6 separate regions of the Homo sapiens genome follow, and regions 2, 3, 4, 5 and 6 are each linked to region 1. Evidence: chromatin contacts called from ENCODE Hi-C or POLR2A ChIA-PET data. All regions are on one chromosome and are shown on one strand. Each heading gives the region's core, a stretch centred on a gene start or an enhancer-like site at or near the end of the contact. The rest is flanking DNA. Distances are from core to core; before and after follow the strand shown.

What was found. Hi-C counts contacts between places; a loop is a spot of excess contacts on that map. ChIA-PET counts read pairs that join two places held with the same protein, here RNA polymerase II (POLR2A). Pooled maps may share reads with other maps.
Region 2: a map of B cell shows a loop between it and region 1 (21-fold over the local background). The contact joins the promoter of POU6F1 here to the promoter of EIF4B in region 1. A Hi-C loop is called at or near these places in 1 of 168 maps with a recorded cell type or tissue (B cell) and 8 of 50 pooled maps. POLR2A ChIA-PET finds 5 or more read pairs at or near these places in 3 of 52 experiments (CD4-positive, alpha-beta T cell, CD8-positive, alpha-beta memory T cell and activated CD8-positive, alpha-beta memory T cell).
Region 3: a loop to region 1 is called in a pooled map, with 8 times the contacts of the local background. The contact joins the promoter of GALNT6 here to the promoter of EIF4B in region 1. A Hi-C loop is called at or near these places in 2 of 37 single-sample maps with no recorded cell type and 7 of 50 pooled maps. POLR2A ChIA-PET finds 5 or more read pairs at or near these places in 1 of 52 experiments (GM12878).
Region 4: a map of CD8-positive, alpha-beta T cell shows a loop between it and region 1 (16-fold over the local background). The contact joins the promoter of DAZAP2 here to the promoter of EIF4B in region 1. A Hi-C loop is called at or near these places in 1 of 168 maps with a recorded cell type or tissue (CD8-positive, alpha-beta T cell) and 8 of 50 pooled maps. POLR2A ChIA-PET finds 5 or more read pairs at or near these places in 1 of 52 experiments (CD4-positive, alpha-beta T cell).
Region 5: a pooled map shows a loop between it and region 1 (11-fold over the local background). The contact joins the promoter of NCKAP1L here to the promoter of EIF4B in region 1. A Hi-C loop is called at or near these places in 1 of 37 single-sample maps with no recorded cell type and 6 of 50 pooled maps. POLR2A ChIA-PET finds 5 or more read pairs at or near these places in 1 of 52 experiments (activated B cell).
Region 6: a loop to region 1 is called in a map of CD8-positive, alpha-beta T cell, with 18 times the contacts of the local background. The contact joins the promoter of SLC11A2 here to the promoter of EIF4B in region 1. A Hi-C loop is called at or near these places in 1 of 168 maps with a recorded cell type or tissue (CD8-positive, alpha-beta T cell), 1 of 37 single-sample maps with no recorded cell type and 9 of 50 pooled maps.

What each region holds. Positions count from the first base shown.
Region 1 is chr12:53,005,087-53,007,786 of GRCh38, reverse strand. It overlaps EIF4B (eukaryotic translation initiation factor 4B), which reads right to left and starts at 1,331. Exons shown (of 15, transcript NM_001417.7): 1 at 1,291-1,331. The coding sequence starts at 1,303. RefSeq lists enhancers at 473-1,216, 1,217-1,960.
Region 2 is chr12:51,216,453-51,219,314 of GRCh38, reverse strand. It overlaps POU6F1 (POU class 6 homeobox 1), which reads left to right and starts at 1,253. Exons shown (of 11, transcript NM_001330422.2): 1 at 1,253-1,673. RefSeq lists an enhancer at 870-929 and silencers at 1,080-1,229, 1,430-1,589, 1,820-2,079.
Region 3 is chr12:51,390,143-51,392,870 of GRCh38, reverse strand. It overlaps GALNT6 (polypeptide N-acetylgalactosaminyltransferase 6), which reads left to right and starts at 1,465. Exons shown (of 12, transcript NM_007210.4): 1 at 1,465-1,584; 2 at 1,934-2,021. It also overlaps a transcript of SLC4A8 not described here. RefSeq lists a silencer at 893-1,432 and enhancers at 1,118-1,702, 1,703-2,288.
Region 4 is chr12:51,237,424-51,240,471 of GRCh38, reverse strand. It overlaps DAZAP2 (DAZ associated protein 2), which reads right to left and starts at 1,646. Exons shown (of 4, transcript NM_014764.4): 1 at 1,552-1,646; 2 at 11-129. The coding sequence starts at 1,564. RefSeq lists enhancers at 47-683, 1,400-1,649, 1,573-1,867, 1,959-2,596 and a silencer at 1,740-1,849.
Region 5 is chr12:54,496,158-54,499,006 of GRCh38, reverse strand. NCKAP1L (NCK associated protein 1 like) reads right to left here and starts at 1,255. Exons shown (of 31, transcript NM_005337.5): 1 at 1,116-1,255. The coding sequence starts at 1,217. RefSeq lists enhancers at 1,064-1,123, 1,234-1,293.
Region 6 is chr12:51,025,128-51,027,937 of GRCh38, reverse strand. SLC11A2 (solute carrier family 11 member 2) reads left to right here and starts at 1,554. Exons shown (of 16, transcript NM_000617.3): 1 at 1,554-1,628. RefSeq lists silencers at 1,174-1,893, 1,904-1,963 and enhancers at 1,369-1,980, 1,981-2,594.

The DNA of each region.
Region 1 (2,700 bases), core at 82-2,581:
TCAAATTTCTCAACATTTTCCAAAGCCAACCAAAACCCTTAGCTTCTTTGTAATAGAGACGATGAATTACTAGGTAAGAAATGAGCACCCAGAGATAGAAGTTCAAATAATGTTTTGAAGAATGCAAGGTCATGCCAGAGAAAACAAACTATATTCCTCAAACTAAAATCAATGCTACAAGATGTTGGGTCATCACTGCTTTTATAAGCCCATTAGAAATGTAATTAGACTTGCAAGGCACTGATACTCCCCTCCAAGGTTGTCTAAAGAAGTAAGCAACTCCAGCCATTAGTAAGCACTATTTTAAAAGTACCTGCTGGTAGTTGCACAGTTACCTTAAAAAAAAAAAAAAAAAAAAAAAAAAAAGGCTGAAATCTACCATTGGAGCTATCCAAATTCAACCAACATGGAAGCGCCGGAAGCGAAACCTGATCCTGGCATATAGCTGCGCTGAGTAAAAAATGCCTCCAATTGAGTATGAGAAAAAAGCCTAGAAGGAAATCTAGGTGCACACCGGTGCTTCTCCAACACGTGGGCGCACCTAACTGGATTCCCCACCCCCATCTAACGCCAATAGCACCAACCTCCAAGGCTAACACACACACCCTTAGAAGAATACAGGCACAGGGCCCACACTCTAGAAAGGGAAGAGACAACCTAAAAGGACATAAGTGCGCAACACAGGCGCGTTAAAAAGCTTCCCATCTGGGTTCTAGCGCACGCATTGAAGGCGCGCCCGTCTCTACTACCCTCGTGTCTCCTACCGCGCACGCGCACCGCTGCCTTCCCCCGCCCCTCCACCAACTCGCGCTCGCGTTCCAACTGCTCCCCCCCACCACACTTACTCCCCTACCCCCCACTCCGGTCCGCTACAGCCTCGCGCCTTGGAGACGTAGTCTAATGTGCACTCGTCCGCGCAGCAACCGCCTCCTTCCTTCCTCCACGCCTTCACGCGGGCACGGTGATTCACGTCTACGAAAAGGCCTCGCACCACCCGCACACCTTTCTGCGCCTCCTTCCCCAATTCAAGCCAGAGTCTACCATTACTGCCTATTCCAATCTCGCGCAGAAAGGGTGAAAAGAGTGTGAGGGGGAGGGGAAGGTGTCCTTCCCCTCCCCCCCAAACATCCAGAGGCAGTAACCTAACAGGGCCACGCCGCCAGCCTGCCGCAGCCCTCAATTCAGAAAGGAACCAGTGCCAGCAATTCCCCGACTTCAGGAAATCAGTGGATCACGCTCGGAGGGGGGTTTCAGAGCCCAGTCCTTGGCCGCGCTCGGCTGCTCGCTCACCTGAGGCCGCCATGTTGGGAGAGGGAAAGAGAACGCAAAAGACCCGGATGAGGCAATCACGTGATTATAGCGGGCGCGTCGAGCTAGGAGACGCGAAGCTGGGAGGGGGCGGGGAGGTGAGGACGGAGACAGGAGGCGGGGCGGCGCTGCTCTAGGTTCGTAAAGCTGCGCGGCGAGGTGGCACGCCGTCCGACGGGAAGACATGCGCGACATGTGGCCAAAGGGGCGGGGCCTGGGTTGTCGCGAAACCCCTCACGCTTTACGTAGGGCTACACGCGAGCGCGGGGCTGGAGCTGAGTCCTGGCCGGCCTCCTGACGCACAGACTTCCTGCCGGAAGAGTGGCGGGAAGGGCGGGGCTTCGCTGCTGCTTCTGCTTACTCTGCACGGAGCCGGTGATGGGTGTGGCGAAATGGATGTGCTGAAAGGGAAGATTCTGAGTTTAATGTACTTTTTTGAGACGGAGTTTCGCTCCTGTTGTCCGGGCTGGAGTGCAATGGCGTGCGCGACCTCGGCTCATTGCAACCCCCGCCTCTCGGGTTCAGGCGATTCACCTGCCTCAGCCTCTGGAGTAGCTGGGATTACAGGCGCCCACCACCATTCGCTGCTAGTTTTTTGTATTTTTAGTAGAAACGGGATATTTCACCATATTGGCCATGCTGGTCTTGAACTCCTGGTCTCAGGCTATCCACCCGCCTCGGCCTCCCAAAGTGCTGGATTATAGGCGTGAGCCACCGCGCCCGGCCTAGTTTTTAAAAGCCACATCAGAAATCACTGATTTTATTTTTATTTATTTTTATTTTTTGAGACGGGGTCTCGCCCTGTCTCCCAAGCTGGAGTGCAGTGGCGCGATCTCGGCTCACTGCAGCCTCAACCTCCGGGGCTCAAGCAGTTCTTCCACCTCAGCCTCCTGAGTAGCTGGGACCACAGGCGAGTGCCTCCAGGACCAGCTAATTAAAAAAAAGTCTTTGTGTGGAGACAGAGTGGCGGGCTTGGGGGGGGCGGTGTGTCTCCCTGTGTCGCCTGGGCTGGTCTCGAACTCCTGGACTCAAGCATTCCTCCCTCCGAGGCCTCCCACAGTGCCGGGATTACAGGCATCAACCACTGTTTGTTTTCAAATTACTTTTTGTAAAGGCAAAACAAATCGAACGTCTTGTGTAAGAATGGTTTTAATGAGGCATATTTAGACGGAATAAGAAGGTAACAAATGCTGAACACTTAATTGTCATGGGCTTTTACCTCATTTAATGGTCCAATTTGCTGACTAGGTTTAGTCCAACTTAGGCCTTTAGGATTTCTGAGACTAGGGCTATTCATGCTTCCCCTAGCTGATGTTCCATTTCATTCATTAAATGAAAATTTTTGTTTCCCACCGTGTGCCAGGCACAGACACTTGCGGGTACAACATGGAA
Region 2 (2,862 bases), core at 4-2,503, 1.8 Mb after region 1:
TGCAGCTTTCAGTTTTTTCACATACAGGCTCACAAACTTAACCCTATGAAGTAGTCATTATAAATGTCATTATAAATATTATCCTTGTTTTATAAGTAATGAAGAAGTTAAATTACTTGCCTGGACGGCTAGTGGAAGAGTTGGGACTAAAACCTAAGTATTCTGACTCCTAATACATTGGTTACTCATAAATCCGCCGCCAGCAGTACCTGCTCACTTCCAGATGGAAACAGCAAGCTGATAACAGCCTAGTCCACTGGCCAGGTTAACGACGAGGCCGGGCCATTCAATGCCCTTCCACCACGAGGCCTTACGGAGCAGTCCCGGGGAGGACTGAGGCCTCCAACTGCATTCTCACACTGCCTCTAACCCATCTACCTCTAGCTATCCTCAGACCACCAAATATCGGGAGAGGGTGGGAGGGGGAACAGCCTAGGATGACAGCAGGTGGCCTCAGTATTGGGATCCACATTCACTGGATTTACAGAGCCTCCTTCCTTCCCAGTTCTTCTCTCCATTCCCACGCTTCCACTTTGGTCTTCCAACTTTTTCCTCTTTCAGTTGTCCACCACTTCTCCAATCTGCTTTCCCTCAGCCACCCACATCCACCCCTTTTCTGGTCCCCTCTCTACCTTAAGAAGCTGCTAGAGGTTTTTCACCATTCCACTGAACTTTGTCTTTCTGTTCACATTTCCTTGTCTACTTGGACAAGAAGGCCGGAAATCTGCTTTTAGACAACACAGCCCACGGCCGCCACCGGGTGAGAGACCTGGGACCCTTCGCTGCTTTGGCGCTGGGGCACAGCTGTTCAGAGGTTCTCCACGTTGGCTGAGCGATGTCTGAGTTCCCCCGCCTTTCTAGGGAGGGAGGGATAGACATAAACTTGACTTTCAACATTGAGGACAGTTGACTACCTAGAGGAAAGGCGGTGGCCGGGAGTCACCGCCCCAACCCTCAGCTGAAGGCCATGTGGCATGGAGGGTCCGGACTCCAGCTCCTACTCTGGCACCTTCCGAAATGAAACCACCTCCGCGGCACCTCGGAGGGGCTGAGTAACCAGACCCACTGACCGTCCATCCCTGTCCCGGGAGAGAGCCTCCGGGACCTCCCGCTCGGCCAGGGCCAGAGGGTCCCCTCCCCACCCCCACCCCTCGCTCCTGGCTCCCGTGCTCCCCTCCCTTCCCTGACCGCCCTCCCAGCCCGCCGCCCCCGGCGGCTGGCGCGGGCGGTGCAGCATGCGGCAAAGCTCTTTGCATAAATTATGCTCATGACGCAGCAGCTAAAAAAATCCAAGTAGCAGAAGGAGGGAAAAAAGGGGGGGAGGGAAAAGGGGGGGGTCGTGGAAGGGGGAACGAAGAAAAATATATACCTGACCGCCCCCCCACCCGGCTTCCCCTTCCCGCTTCCCGGCCGTCCCCTCTCCGCCCGGCTTAGCCTGCGGAGCCCCCTTCGGCTCTGCCCAGCCCAGGCTGGGGGCCTGGGGGCGGCGGCGGGTCCCGACCAGCTCCCGGGCCGAGCCGAGCCCAGCCAAGCCGCACTGGCTTCTTTGTCTGCGGGCGGCGGCCGCCGTGGCCCCGGCCCCGGCCCCGGCCCCCTGGCCCGGGCTGTGAGATGAATCTCTAATCGGTGGCCGCCAGACACCCGCGGCGAAGGCGGCTCGGGCTCGGGCTCCGGTAAGTAGCGGGGTCCGGGGCGGGGAGGGGTTTGCACGGAGGGGGAGGGGGCCGGGCAGGGGAGGTTTCGGGTTTGGTTAATATGCAATGCCCGTAATTAGCATAATTTATATATTTATGATAAAGAGAAAAAAAGCCGCGGGGCCGGGGCGGCGGGATGCTGGGCCGGGGCGGCGGGGAGCTGCGGGAGCGGGACAGCGCGCGGTTGCCCAGCTGGGGCTAGACACCCGGGGGCCGCGCCCTCGCCCGCCCGCGGGCCGCTCTGGACCTGGAGCGGAGGGGGCGGCCGCCAGGTGGACCCGGTGGGGAACCCCGACCTGGCCCCTCCCCGTTTCTGCCCCTGGAGCCCTTGTGGGGTGCGGACCACAGGGGACGCTCTGTACACAGAACCAGTGGCGACCAGAAGCGGATCCTTGCCTCTCTGGAGAACACGGACGCCTGGGTTCCCGGCGGTTAGGGCCAGCTGGGGCGGCCAGGGTGACCTGTCACGGTTCTCCCGAATGAACAAACTCCGGGACGACCGGTGGGACCCGGGGGTAGGGACCCAGGCGTTGCTGGAAGGGTGGGTCAGTGATGGGAGGGCCACCTTCTAGCAGAGCATGAGCACTTCATAAATATTTAATATCGATATTATTATTAATAAATAGTCATAATAATGGGCCCGATGCAGGCTCCCTGGGCAGGCTCACCTGGCAAGGCCAAGGGAGCTCCCAGCATACCCTCTAACCTCCACTTTCGCGGCAGAATACCCCACTCAGCCCGACTGGAAGCCTAAAACCTTCACAGAATAGCCTCTGCGGCTGGGCAGGGGGAAATCAGAAGAGTTCGGGAAGCATTCCTGGGCCAAAGAAAAGAGGCTCTTTGCAGAGATTTTTAACCTCATCTGCCCTTCCCAAATTCCTTGTTCCAAAAGTAGAGGGCTGGTCTTCAATTGTTCATATACATGTGTCCCATGCCCCTTATTTAGCAATCTAAGGCAGCCACCATTGACTGGCAGAGGCCTTCTGAGGAATAATTCCATATATTCCATTTTCATTCAAGTCCTGGTCCTCAAAGTGATACTTCTGTGACCTGGTACTCCGCTTATCTGCTGTAGAACTTCATTTCTTCATTAGTTCAACAAAAATACCCACTCAGTGCCATGCTCTGAACAATTCAGACAAAACTTCTATCATGGAGTTTTTATTCT
Region 3 (2,728 bases), core at 216-2,715, 1.6 Mb after region 1:
TCTGTTGCTAAGGCCCCAAAAGATTGCAGCACACGAGGCAGCGCCGGAGAGGACCACTGAGCAGCACGGGCCCTGGCGGGGTAATTCCGAACACCGGCTTAGGAGGCGGGTTTACCAGGATTCTCATTCCAGCCCTGCCACTAATTGTTCAGGGTTCTCAAGGTCGAGCATGCACAAAATCACCCGGAGGGCTTTTAAAACACAAGTCGCCGGGCCCAACCCGAGTTTCGGAATATTTAGGTCTGCGGTGGGGCCCATTTCTTTTCTTTTCTTTTCTTTTTTTCTTTTTTTTTTTTTTTGATACGGAATCTCGCTCTGTCGCCAGGCTGGAGTGCAGTGGCGTGATCTCGGCTCACTGCAACCTCCCCCTCCCGAGTTCAAGCGATTCTCCGGCCTCAGCCTCCCGAGTAGCTGGGATTACAGACGCCCGCCACTACGCCCAGCTAATTTCTTGTATTTTTAGTAGAGACGGGGTTTCACCATGTTGGCCAGGCTGGTCTCGAATTCCTAACCTTGTGATCCGCCCGCCTCGGCCTCCCAAAGTACTGGGATTACAGGCATGAACCACCGCGCCCGGCCAAAATTTCTAATAAGTTCTCAGGTGATTCTGACTGGCGCTGCTGGTGGGGGATCCCACTTTGAGAAACACCCTCTGCTGTGTGAGCAGCTGCCTCCCCGGTACATTCGGAATAATCATAGTAGGTTTAAAGTTTGCTGGGGCTGGGATTCACCTGATACCTGGCACTTGGAGCCCTTGACACAGTTCATGGCACACGGAATACGAGCTCTTGTTGGATGGAGCACAAATGAGAAGCAAACCTGGGGCAGGACCCCGGGGCCCATGGCCGCCCCGCCGCGTTTCCCCCTCCGGGGCAGGCCTCCGGGCTCCGAGCGCTCCAGGCTGGCGCGCAGCACATTCCGGTTCCATGCACCCGCCGCCCGCGGCTCTGCTAATGCCTGTCCTCTTTGGGGTGACTAGGACCCTCCAATCTTTTTCCGCGCTGAAAGCCTGGCCGCAAAGACCGCACCCCCGGGGCGGGCTGAGACGCAGAGAAGCCGGGGCGCCCCTCTGCCGGTCCGCCGGGAGTTCCCGGGCCCGCAGCAGGCTGAGGACACGGCGGGACCCGCTGCACCTGGCCAGGGAGGGGCGGGGCGGGCGCGTTAGTGCAGCTGGGGGAGGTCCCGCCCCGGTCCCACCCTCCCGGCCGTCCGGTGGGGAAACCCGGGAGCCACCCCGCGGCGCGGCTGCGGCTTTGCCTCGGCGCGACAGGTAAGCGGCAGAAGGAGCCCGCGACCCTCTCCCCGGGAGGGCCCCCCTGAGCTCCCCGACTGCTCGGACTTCCCTTCGGCGGATCTCGCTTCTGCCGAGTCCTCGCTCTCACCTCCTCCTCCGCCAGCCTTCGCCTCTTCCTCTTCCTCCTCACTACCCCCGACAGTAAAATGAAGGGGCTGGGCCAGGCTGGTCCCTCCTGCCTTCGCTCTCTGCTGGTCGCGGTGGCCTGTAGCTCCTCCCTCGGTAGGACCCCCCTCCACCTTGGCGCTTACGAGATGAATGAGGAGCCCAGACCTCTGGAACTTGGAGGGGTGAGAGGGGGACAAGCCAGAGCCAGGGCTCCACACCCTCTTCCCCTCACCCACCCATGCCCTGCATTCCTTCTGTGCCCCGTCTCCCCAGATCGGGCCACCCCATGTGCTCTGGTACGGCAACTCTTGCAGAGAGGTTTCCTCCTGCCCTGCCACGTTGCGCCTGAGCAGAAGGGGACAGCAAGGAGAAGCCTCGCTGGTGGAGGTCGGTCTGAGCCCTGCTTGGTTGAATTCCCTCCAGAGCCTGGGGGCTTTTGGGGGTGGGAAGGGATCTGCCTCCTGCTGTGGGGAAATGGAATCTGCTGGGTGTTCATGACTGTGACTGTCACCGACTTCCCTATTTCCTCAGTTGTTCAGATTCCCAGGCTGACAAAAAGGAGAAACAGCTTTTACTTGCATCCAGGGCCAATCATCGCAGACCCAGACGTCTGCAGAGGGTAGGATGGGGCTCTTCTGTGTATGGGGGTGGAGGGTGGTCAGTTTGCCCACAAAGCTTACAGCAGACCCCTTCTAGCAGCCGACAACCCATTGCAGCACTCTCAGAAAGGATGTTAACTCTGTGCTCTGAGCTCGCCCCCAGGCCCACACACACAATTTACAGGCACTGGGTGAGGTTCATAGTTCTGGACACACCAAAGAGCCTCGAGGACTTTTGCGCCTTCTACCAGAGATGTGTGTGCACCACACAGGCCCTATTCTCCGCTCCAGACAGATGAGCTGTCTCCCTTCCCATCAAAGGAAAGGTTAAGAAGGATGAGACAGGGAAATTCATGTGATGATGAAAACCAGGTCAGGTGAGGGGTTTGAAATATGCTTTGGTTCCGGCCACATGTGGTGGCTCATGCCTGTAATCCCAGCACTTTGGGAGGCTGAGGCTGGTGCATCACCTGAGATCAGGAGTTCGAGACCAGCCTGGCCAACATGGCAAAACCCCATCTCCACAAAAAATACAAAAAGTTAGCCGGGCATGGTGGCAGGCGCCTGTAATTCCAGCTACTTGGGAGGCTGAGGCAGGAGAATTGTTTGAACCTGGGAAGCAGAGGTTGCAGTGAGCTGAGATCGCACCATTGCATTCCAGCCTGGGCAATAAGAGCAAAACTCTGTCTCAAAAAAAAAAAAAAAAAAAAAAAGAAAGAAAGAAAGA
Region 4 (3,048 bases), core at 397-2,896, 1.8 Mb after region 1:
CTGGAAGCACCTCTGAGTAGGCAGGTGGAGCATCGGTATAGGGTGGAGCCTGAGGAAGATGCAAGGTCTGAGGGTATACTGGATTCCCAGGAGGCTGCACAGGGTAGGTTGGCTGTGTTGGATATTGACCTGAAAGACAAGAAAAAAATGAAGGTTGCCTACTACACAGAGCTACCAAAATGAGGCAGGTCATATCGGGTAGCTAACTTAGTGGGAGCAAGCAGAAGGGGATTTGCAAATAGTCTGCCCCAGAGGGCCTGATTCCTGGAACTAAGAAAATATGCATTGTCTTTGCACCCTTAAAATGGAAGGTGCTGGATTCTAACGAGACAAGAAAGGCACTGCTCACTGCTCCTACTAACATACCGAAGTAAGGGGTTAAGTCTACCTGGGCCCAAGTTCCCTCCGGAATGCAGGACAGGTCTGGGGTTCTGGCCTGCTGCTGTTCTGGCTTATCAAGGGTGCCTCTGCTCTAGGTAGTCTCCACAGCCTGTCTACAACCAGCCCAGACTTCGTGGGTAACAGCAGTTCTGATTTTCCTTACAGATTACTATTCAAGGTCGACTTCCAAACAAAGGGTGTGAATGATGGAAGTGAACCGTGAGACTGGGAAAAGGGTGCAGGGCTGAGGGGTGAGGAGGAATATCCTCACTGGAAAAGCGGGGGATCAGGTTTGGTTTTTTGTTTGTTCTGAGACGGAGTCTCGCTCTTTTGCCCAGGCTGGAGTGCAGTGGCGCGATCTCGGCTCACTGCAACCTCCGTCTCCTGGGTTCAAGCAATTCTCCTACCCCAGCCTCCCGAGTAGCTGGGATTACAGGCGCCCGCCACCACGCCCAGCTGATTTTTGTATTTTTTAATAGAGACGGGGTTTCACCACGTTGGCCAGGCTGGTCTCGAACTCTTGACCTCAGGTGATCCGCCCGCCTCGACCTCCCAAACTGCTGGGATTACAGGCGTGAGCAACCTCGCTCGGCCTTTTTTTTTTTTTTTTTTCTATTCCTTTTTTACCCCCTCAACCTATTCCTGCGTTATGGGAATCATGTTCCGACAGACACACTGGTACAACCACAGAAAAGGGGAGAAGTTCTGATCCCGTCAGCGAAGGGCGAGGGGGTGCGAAGGGAAGGAAAAGAGACCTCACAGGCCCCGGCCCACGAACCAACTCCAGCAATTCAGTAGTTAAGTTCGGCCCCGCTGGGGGTTCCGGAGCGCGGCGCCCCGCCTCCGCCGGCTCTCCATTGGCCTACGCGAATGCCTGCGCTAGCGCTCTATTTGCTCCTGCGGATGCCCATCATGTCAAGCCCCCCCACCACCCGAGCCCGCAGCTCCAAACTGCGCCACAGAGTTTACGGAGGAAAGGGCCTGGAGGCAGCAAGCTGCCGTAATTTGGGTATGACGAAGGCGTCAGGCGCAGCGCCCTGGACTGCAGCCGGCCAAGGAGCATGGCGCAGCCCACCCCAAACCTGGCGTTTGGTGACCCTGGGCTCCGAATCCGCTCGCTCTGGGCCAGCAGTACTCCCCCCGACGGCCTCTGCCACCCTCGGTCCTTGCCTTTGCTGTTCATGGTGGTTGCGGGTCCGGTTTGTCTCGGCGTCGCGGACGGTTATTTTTTTCGTCCTCTTCCTGTTCGGAGCTACTTCCGTGTCACATGATGGTCCGTCCGCCTAGCGTCACCCGACGCCCGAGTGGCGCTGCCGCCGGAAACTCCGCCCCTGCTCCGGGCCTCCAGTCGGCCGCGGGAGGGTCCGCGCGGTCCCGCCCACTCGCCTTGGCCCCACCCCCTGCTCGTTTCTGTCCTCCCCCCCCCTACCGGTGTCCCTCAGCTGGAGAAAAACCAAATGCAGGTATTGTCTGGAAACAGGATCTTTTCTCTGTTGGACGCTCGGATGCAGAACGATGCAAGCATTCCCCGGAACCTTTTTCCACCTACACGCATTCACTCAAGGTCACCTCACCTTGGCAACCTTCCACGAGGGGCTTAGATTTCTGCAAATTTGTCGCACTGCCTGAAATCGGCTCCCCACACCTTAGTTTATCATGCGTCCCTCCCCACCAAGCCCAACTTAAGCTTCAGCTCTGTTAAAATTTATTTTGCCACTCCAGCTCACATGTATCCTTTCCTGAATGAGACCTGCACTGGAATCTTCGCTGCCCTGTCTTCCCCAGGACAGTCGTTGCCTTTCTCACGTACAGGAAGGGGTTATGTTTTCCGTGCTGTACGCAACACCTGGCACTGAAACTGACATAACTGCACTACCCATGGAGTGTTTGTGGCCCTTTCCTTTTTTTAGCACCTGTTGCAGGTGACCTGTATGGTACCTCTATTTTTCTCTATGTATGGCTTCTCTTTCTAACCTAATTATCCTTAAGGGCAAAGATGGCATCCTTTAGGGCAGCGATTAAGTGTTTTCTTTTCTTTTTCTTTTTTTTTTGAGACGGAGTCTTGCTCGCTTGCCCAGGCTAGAGTGCAGTGGGGCGATCTCACCACAGCCTCCACCTCCCGGGTTCAGGCAATTCTCCTGCCTCAGCTTCCTGAGTAGCTGGGCCTACAGGCGTGCGCCACCATTCCTGGCTAATTTTTGTATTTTTAGTAGAGACGGGGTTTCACTATGTTGGCCAGGCTGGTTTTCTTTCTTTCTAAAAAAAGTTTTAATTTTTTCTTTTCTTTTTTTTTTTTTTTTTTTTTTTGAGATGGAGTCTTGCTCTGTCGCCCAGGCTGGAGTGCAGTGGCATGATCTCGGTTCACTGCAACCTCCGCCTCCTGGGTTCAAGCAATTCTCCTGCCTCAGCCTCCCGAATAGCTGGGATTACAGGTGCCCGCCACCACGACCGGCAAATTTTGTATTTTTTAGTAGAGACGGGGTTTCACCATGTTGGCCAGGCTGGTCTCGAACTCCTGACCTCAGGTGATCCACCTGCCTCGGCCTCCCAAGGTTCTGGGATTACAGGCATAAGCCACTGCGCCGAGCCTTATTTTTATTTATTTATTTATTTATTTATTTATTTATTTATTTATTTATTTATTTTTGAGACAGAGGCTTGGTCTGT
Region 5 (2,849 bases), core at 6-2,505, 1.5 Mb before region 1:
TTGCAGTGAGCCAAGATCGTGCCACTGCACTCCAGCCTGGGCGACAGAGCGAGACTCCGAAAATAAATAAATAAATAAATAAATAAATAAATATAAAAATAAAAAGCATAAGAGTAGGTCAAGAAAAAATTCCAAGACATTAAGCCAAGTATCTAAGAGCGAAATAACAACCTAGGCATTTTGTCTTGATGGGTAGAGTTTAATGCCTGCTTGGCCCCAGCACAAAGAGGAAGCTGTTTCCCCGCCCCTCAACTGAAGCCGGAAGGAACAAGAAAAGCAGCTGCTCAGGAGTTAGACTTTGTACAAGATTCAGTGTCACAATTTTGTTCACTATGTAAGTATCTTATCCCAAAGGGCATTTACAGGATTCATGGTGACAGAGAAACCGTGTTCCTGGTGATTTGTTTTATTACAAAAAACACAAAAGCTCCCTCCCCCAAAGTCCCCTATTTTCTATGCCAGGAACTCCCCATAAACACCCCTGTCTTTATCTCTTTACTTCCTATGGTTTGCCCAGCCCCTAGCCCACCTCTTGTCACTAGCTTCTTTCAATTCCTCAGTTCCTATTCTAAACACACACACACACACACACACACACACACACACAACCACCACAGCATGAACTACCCCAGGAGCAGCTCAGAAGACACCTACCCTTTTTAATCTAAATACCTAATTATCTATTTTTTTTCCTTTTAGGGAAGCACTTCCACAGAAAAGTTTTTGCCAGAGACCCAGCTTCAGATCTCTTCAGAGTGTAGAGGATCAACAATAAATAATAAAACCCAGAAGGTTGGACCCCAGACCTTTATCCAAGTCACTTGGAATACCACTGTTGTTTCCCCATCCCCACCCTCACCCCCATCCCCAGAGGAAAGCAGATGCCATCGTTGGGGCAAGAATCATATCTAGAAAGGGGAAGCCTTGAAAAGAAGCCTCCACTTCTGCCTTCCTGAACTGGCTGGCCTGTATAATCTGAGTGATTATGTAGATTATAGTCAGTGGAAAAGCAGTGGAAAAAAAGGTGGGAGTCTAACTGCTGCACCTGCCGCCTCAGGGTTCCCTGCCCTATTATTGTTGGAATAATCAGTACTAGTCCCATTGTTCATGCTTACCTTCTTGATGTTATACATACGGATGAGAACCCCCTGACCGCGATCATTCAGGATAGTGAGCTTCTCTGCTAATTTATGCTGGTAAGCAGATGTCAAAGACATGATGGCCACTGAGAGAGGAGCACCAGACAGCAATGTCTGATCTCCCCAAACACTTTCAGCTTAGATGGTGACACCCTCTGGCGGAGGGACCCAGCCTGGTTGGTGCACTGGTCTTCTGTTGCCTCTGCAATTGGCTCATGGGTGAAATCAGTCATTATGGCTCACAGGCCCTCAGAGCCTTCTTGTGCTTCCTCTTGCACACTCAGCAGGGGAGACTTCCTCTTTCTGGCTGTGCAGCACTTTTGGTAAGGCTATGAAGTGGGTGGAGCTGAGGAGAAGGACAGGCTTTCAAGGCTCTTCACAGACTGCACCAACCTTTTTGGTCTTATGCCCCCATAAGTGTCCTAGACAAAGCTGGGCGTGGTGGCTCACACCTGTAATCCCAGCACTTTGGGAGGAAAAGGTGGGAAGATCCATTGAGCTCAGGAGTTCCAGACCAGCCTGGGCAACATAGCAAGACCCCATCTCTATAAAAAATAAAAATTAAAAGCTGTAAGCTAGATAAACAAGTATCTACCACCCCACCCCTGTACACCTCTATATTTTCCTTCTTTTATATCCAAGAATGCCTATGAACCTTTGGCCTCATCATGTTTTAGTACCCAGATCAAATCCCATCTTCTCCTAAAGACCCCATCAATGTCAAATATTATATTGTATTATATTTTATATTGTCAAATACATATATTCCTTGTTATATGTTTATAGTGTACGTTGTATCTCCCCCAACTACAGCATAAGCTCCTTAATGACAGGAATTGTACCTAATACTTTTTTTTCTTTTTTTTTTTTTTTTTGAAACAGAGTTCCACTCTTGTTGCCCAGGCTGGAGTGCAATGGCATGATCTCTGCTCACTACAACCTCCACCTCCTGGGCTCAAGCAATTCTCCAGCCTCAGCCTCTGGAGTAGCTGTGGTTACAGGTGCCCACCACCACGCCTTGCTAATTTTTGTATTTTTAGTAGACATGGGGTTTCACCGTGTTGGCCAGGCTGCTCTCGAACTCCTGACCTCAGGTGATTTACCCGCCACAGCCTCCCAAAGTACTGGAATTACAGGCATGAGCCACCACACCCGGCCTCTAATACTTTTTTATATTTCTCACAATGCTCTACTACAGTGCATTGTACTTCTACAGTACATAATAATTCTCAAAGTAGTTCTCAAGAAGTACATAGTAATTCTCAAAATGTGATCCAGCAGCATCAGCATCACCTGGAAACTTGTTAGAGATGCAAATTCTTAGGACCCGCCCCAGACCACTGAATCCAAAATTCTGGGGTGGGTCCAGGCACTCTGTGTTTTAACAAACCCTCCAGGTGATTCCAATGCACACTCAAGTTTGAGAACCAGTGCTCTAGTACCATGGTATTTATGGATGCTTGAGAAACAGATCAATCCCTGTCCTCTGAGATTAGCATTGGTAGGTAGGCGAGTCTGTTGTGGGGCCTAGAAGTCTGTACTTATATAAGCACTGTTGTAGGAGGTTTTGGTACAAATATTCCATTCTGAAAAACACTGATCTAGAACAATACCTCTTGGACACAGTAGTCACTCAATAAATATGCTGGTTTATTTGTTGAATTATTAAGACTAAATTAGGAAATAGGCCCCATGAAGAAGAACCAAATT
Region 6 (2,810 bases), core at 305-2,804, 2.0 Mb after region 1:
AAGCCAAGCCCCCCCCCCCCACTTTTTTTTGGTCCCCGAGTTTGTTTTTACTTCGCACTTTATTTGGATTTTTCTCTTTGCAGTTCACGCTCCTTTCCTCATTTCTTGGTCTCTCTTACTAATGAAATTTTCTCCTAGCTGTTTTTACGTGAATAAAGAAGCTCAATTACCTTTAATGCTGTAAGCAGTGCGAGGGGTCGGGGAGTGAGGGTGGCGGGAGGATCTAATGTTTTTGGTGGCTGTAAACGACATTGCAGAAAATTACGGTAATTTGTTAGGCCATTTATTCCCTCTTCACCAGTTTGGCAGTCTCATCTTCAGAGCAAAAGATACGGTGTGAGGCTGAAACTGGCGATAGAGTGGGATTGCTTTTGGGTAGGTAGGATGAAGTCTGGGGAGAATCGAGTCAGCTGGGCGAGGAGGAAAACAATTCACTACGGAGGCTTGGGAGGACACCTAAGGCGGTCAAACTGGCTGCACTAGCTGATGTTTCTCGGTTCCTCCCAGGTGTGGGGTGCTCTTGGTGGGGCAGCAGATACTATGATGTGGCTCTGGGGGCGCGAGGAAATGTTCCTTCCAGGTGGCTATCCTTTTTTTTTGAGACAGGGTTTTGCTCTGCCACCCAGGCTGGAGTGCAGTGGCACGATCTTGTCTCACCGCAGCCTCCACCTCCCAGGCCCAAGTGATTCTCCCACCTCAGCCCCCGAGTAGCTGGGACCACAGGCGGGCGCCGTGATGCCTGGCTAATTTTTTTTTTTTTTTAGACGGAGTTTTCGCTCTTGTTTCCAAGGCTGGAGTGCAATGGCGCGATCTCGGCTCACTGCACCTCCGCCTCCCGGGTTCAAGCGATTCTCTTGCCTCAGCCTCCCGAGTAGCTGGGATTACAGGCATGCGCCACCACGCCCGGCTAATTTTGTATTTTTAGTAAAGACGGGGTTTCTCCATGTTGGTCAGGCTGGTCTCAAACTCCCGATCTCAGGTGATTCGCCCGCCTGGGCCCTCCAAAGTGCTGGGAGTACAGGCGTGAGCCACCGCGCCCGGCCTTTGCTTGGCTAATTTTAAAATTTTTTGTAGAGACCGGGTCTCACTATGTTGCCCAGGCTGGTATCGAACTCCTGGACTCAAGTGATCCTCCCGCCTCGGTCTCCCAAAGTGCTGGGCATTACAAGTGTGAGCCTCCGCGCCTGGCCTGGCTACCCTTTACAGGATAGAGCTATACCTCGTAGCTTGATTGTCAGTACCTAACGTGGCGCCACGGCGAACTAGGGCAGGAATCTTATCTGTCCCCAGACTGCTAGCGGACTGGAGCTCCCCAGTCCAGGGGCTGTGTGGGTCTGGCCAACGCAAGCAGCAACTAGGCAGCATGCAGCTCCCGCCGGGTGCCCCAGGGGCCGCCGCGTGCCCCAGGGGCCGCCGCATCCAGACTCCGCGTGGGCGGAGCCTAGGTCCCTGGTCTGCGGGCCACGCATCCCGGCCGCTGCAGGGACTCCAGCCAATAGGGATGTGCGGCTGCCGTCCTGTCGACCAATCGCGGGGAGGGGAGGGCGTTAGCCAGCGTGGCGCTGGCTCCCGGAATATGGAGCCCTGGGCGCGGGGGCGGCGTGTCAGGTGGTTGCGGAGCTGGTAAGGTGAGGGGAAGGCAAGGTCAGGGGTCACGGCATTCCGCTCGCTGGCAGGGAGGGGCGCGGGGCGGCTCGAGGGCCTGTGTCGGGGGTCAGGCTCCGGGGCTAGGATGCGACACCGGCTCGCCGTGCGGGGCTGTGAGGGGAGGTGTGGCCAGGGAGGGCCTCAGGCCCAGAGTCCAGGACTGATGGAGTCGCGCCATTCAGAGAAAGACCCAAAGATGGGGGCAGGGAGGGAACGCCGGAGGTCGCGGGGGTCTCGCCCCTTCCCCGCCGCGGCCTAGGACACATGGCCCAGCTCCCAGCTGCACCGGATGGCGCGCCCGGCCTGTGTCGGGGTGCGCTGACCTGCTTCGACGCCTCGAAAGAGGCCGACGGGCACAGGGCAAGGTCTTTCGTGGCCTCTTCGTCGGCGCCGCAGGGGGCCGGGCTGCTCTCCGGGGCCTCCCGCCGCCCCGCTTCAACAAAAGACTCATTATAACCTAACCGACTTCAGGGAGCGCCTTCTGTGTGAATAGCCTGCATACGCGGCTCAGTAATTGTGGGTAGATTGGTTTTAAGGCTGTTTGTGTAGCTCTCAGGGACCCTCTGGATTCCAGGCTCCAATGAGCAGGGTTTTTCTACAGGGGGATATTGCACATATGTAAGTGGGCTGGATGGCTCTCCCAGCTGTGCGTTTCATGTGTCCCCACTTTTAAAGCTACCGCTTAAATGTGACATCTCTTGCAAAAGCAAAAATTATATGGAAGGAGAGTTTGCAAGGGGAGATAGGCTTCTAAAAACTTGCTGGCCTCAATTTTAGTGACTGTTGGTGAAAAATGGAGAAGCTATGTTTACACTGACTTCTGGAACCCGAAGCCCCACCAGTTCGCATGATTTCTTGGCTTTGTAAATCTTTGAGCATGTTGTTTGCCTCTTTCTTCTTTTGTTCCACGTACTTAAAATGGGGATTGATAATATCAGTCTTACAGGGTTGTTGGTATGAAATTAGTTAATAAACAACAAAGTACTTAGAACTCTTGATGTGGAGGAGTTTTTGTTGTTGTTACCTTCTTTCCCCTTAACACTTCTAAAGAATTCTAACCTTATTACTTATTCTTTGCTCAGAGTCTCATGACTTATCACCAGTGAACCCGCCGGCCTATACTTTCCATTGACATCATTAACTTTGATCTGAGGGTATAGTGT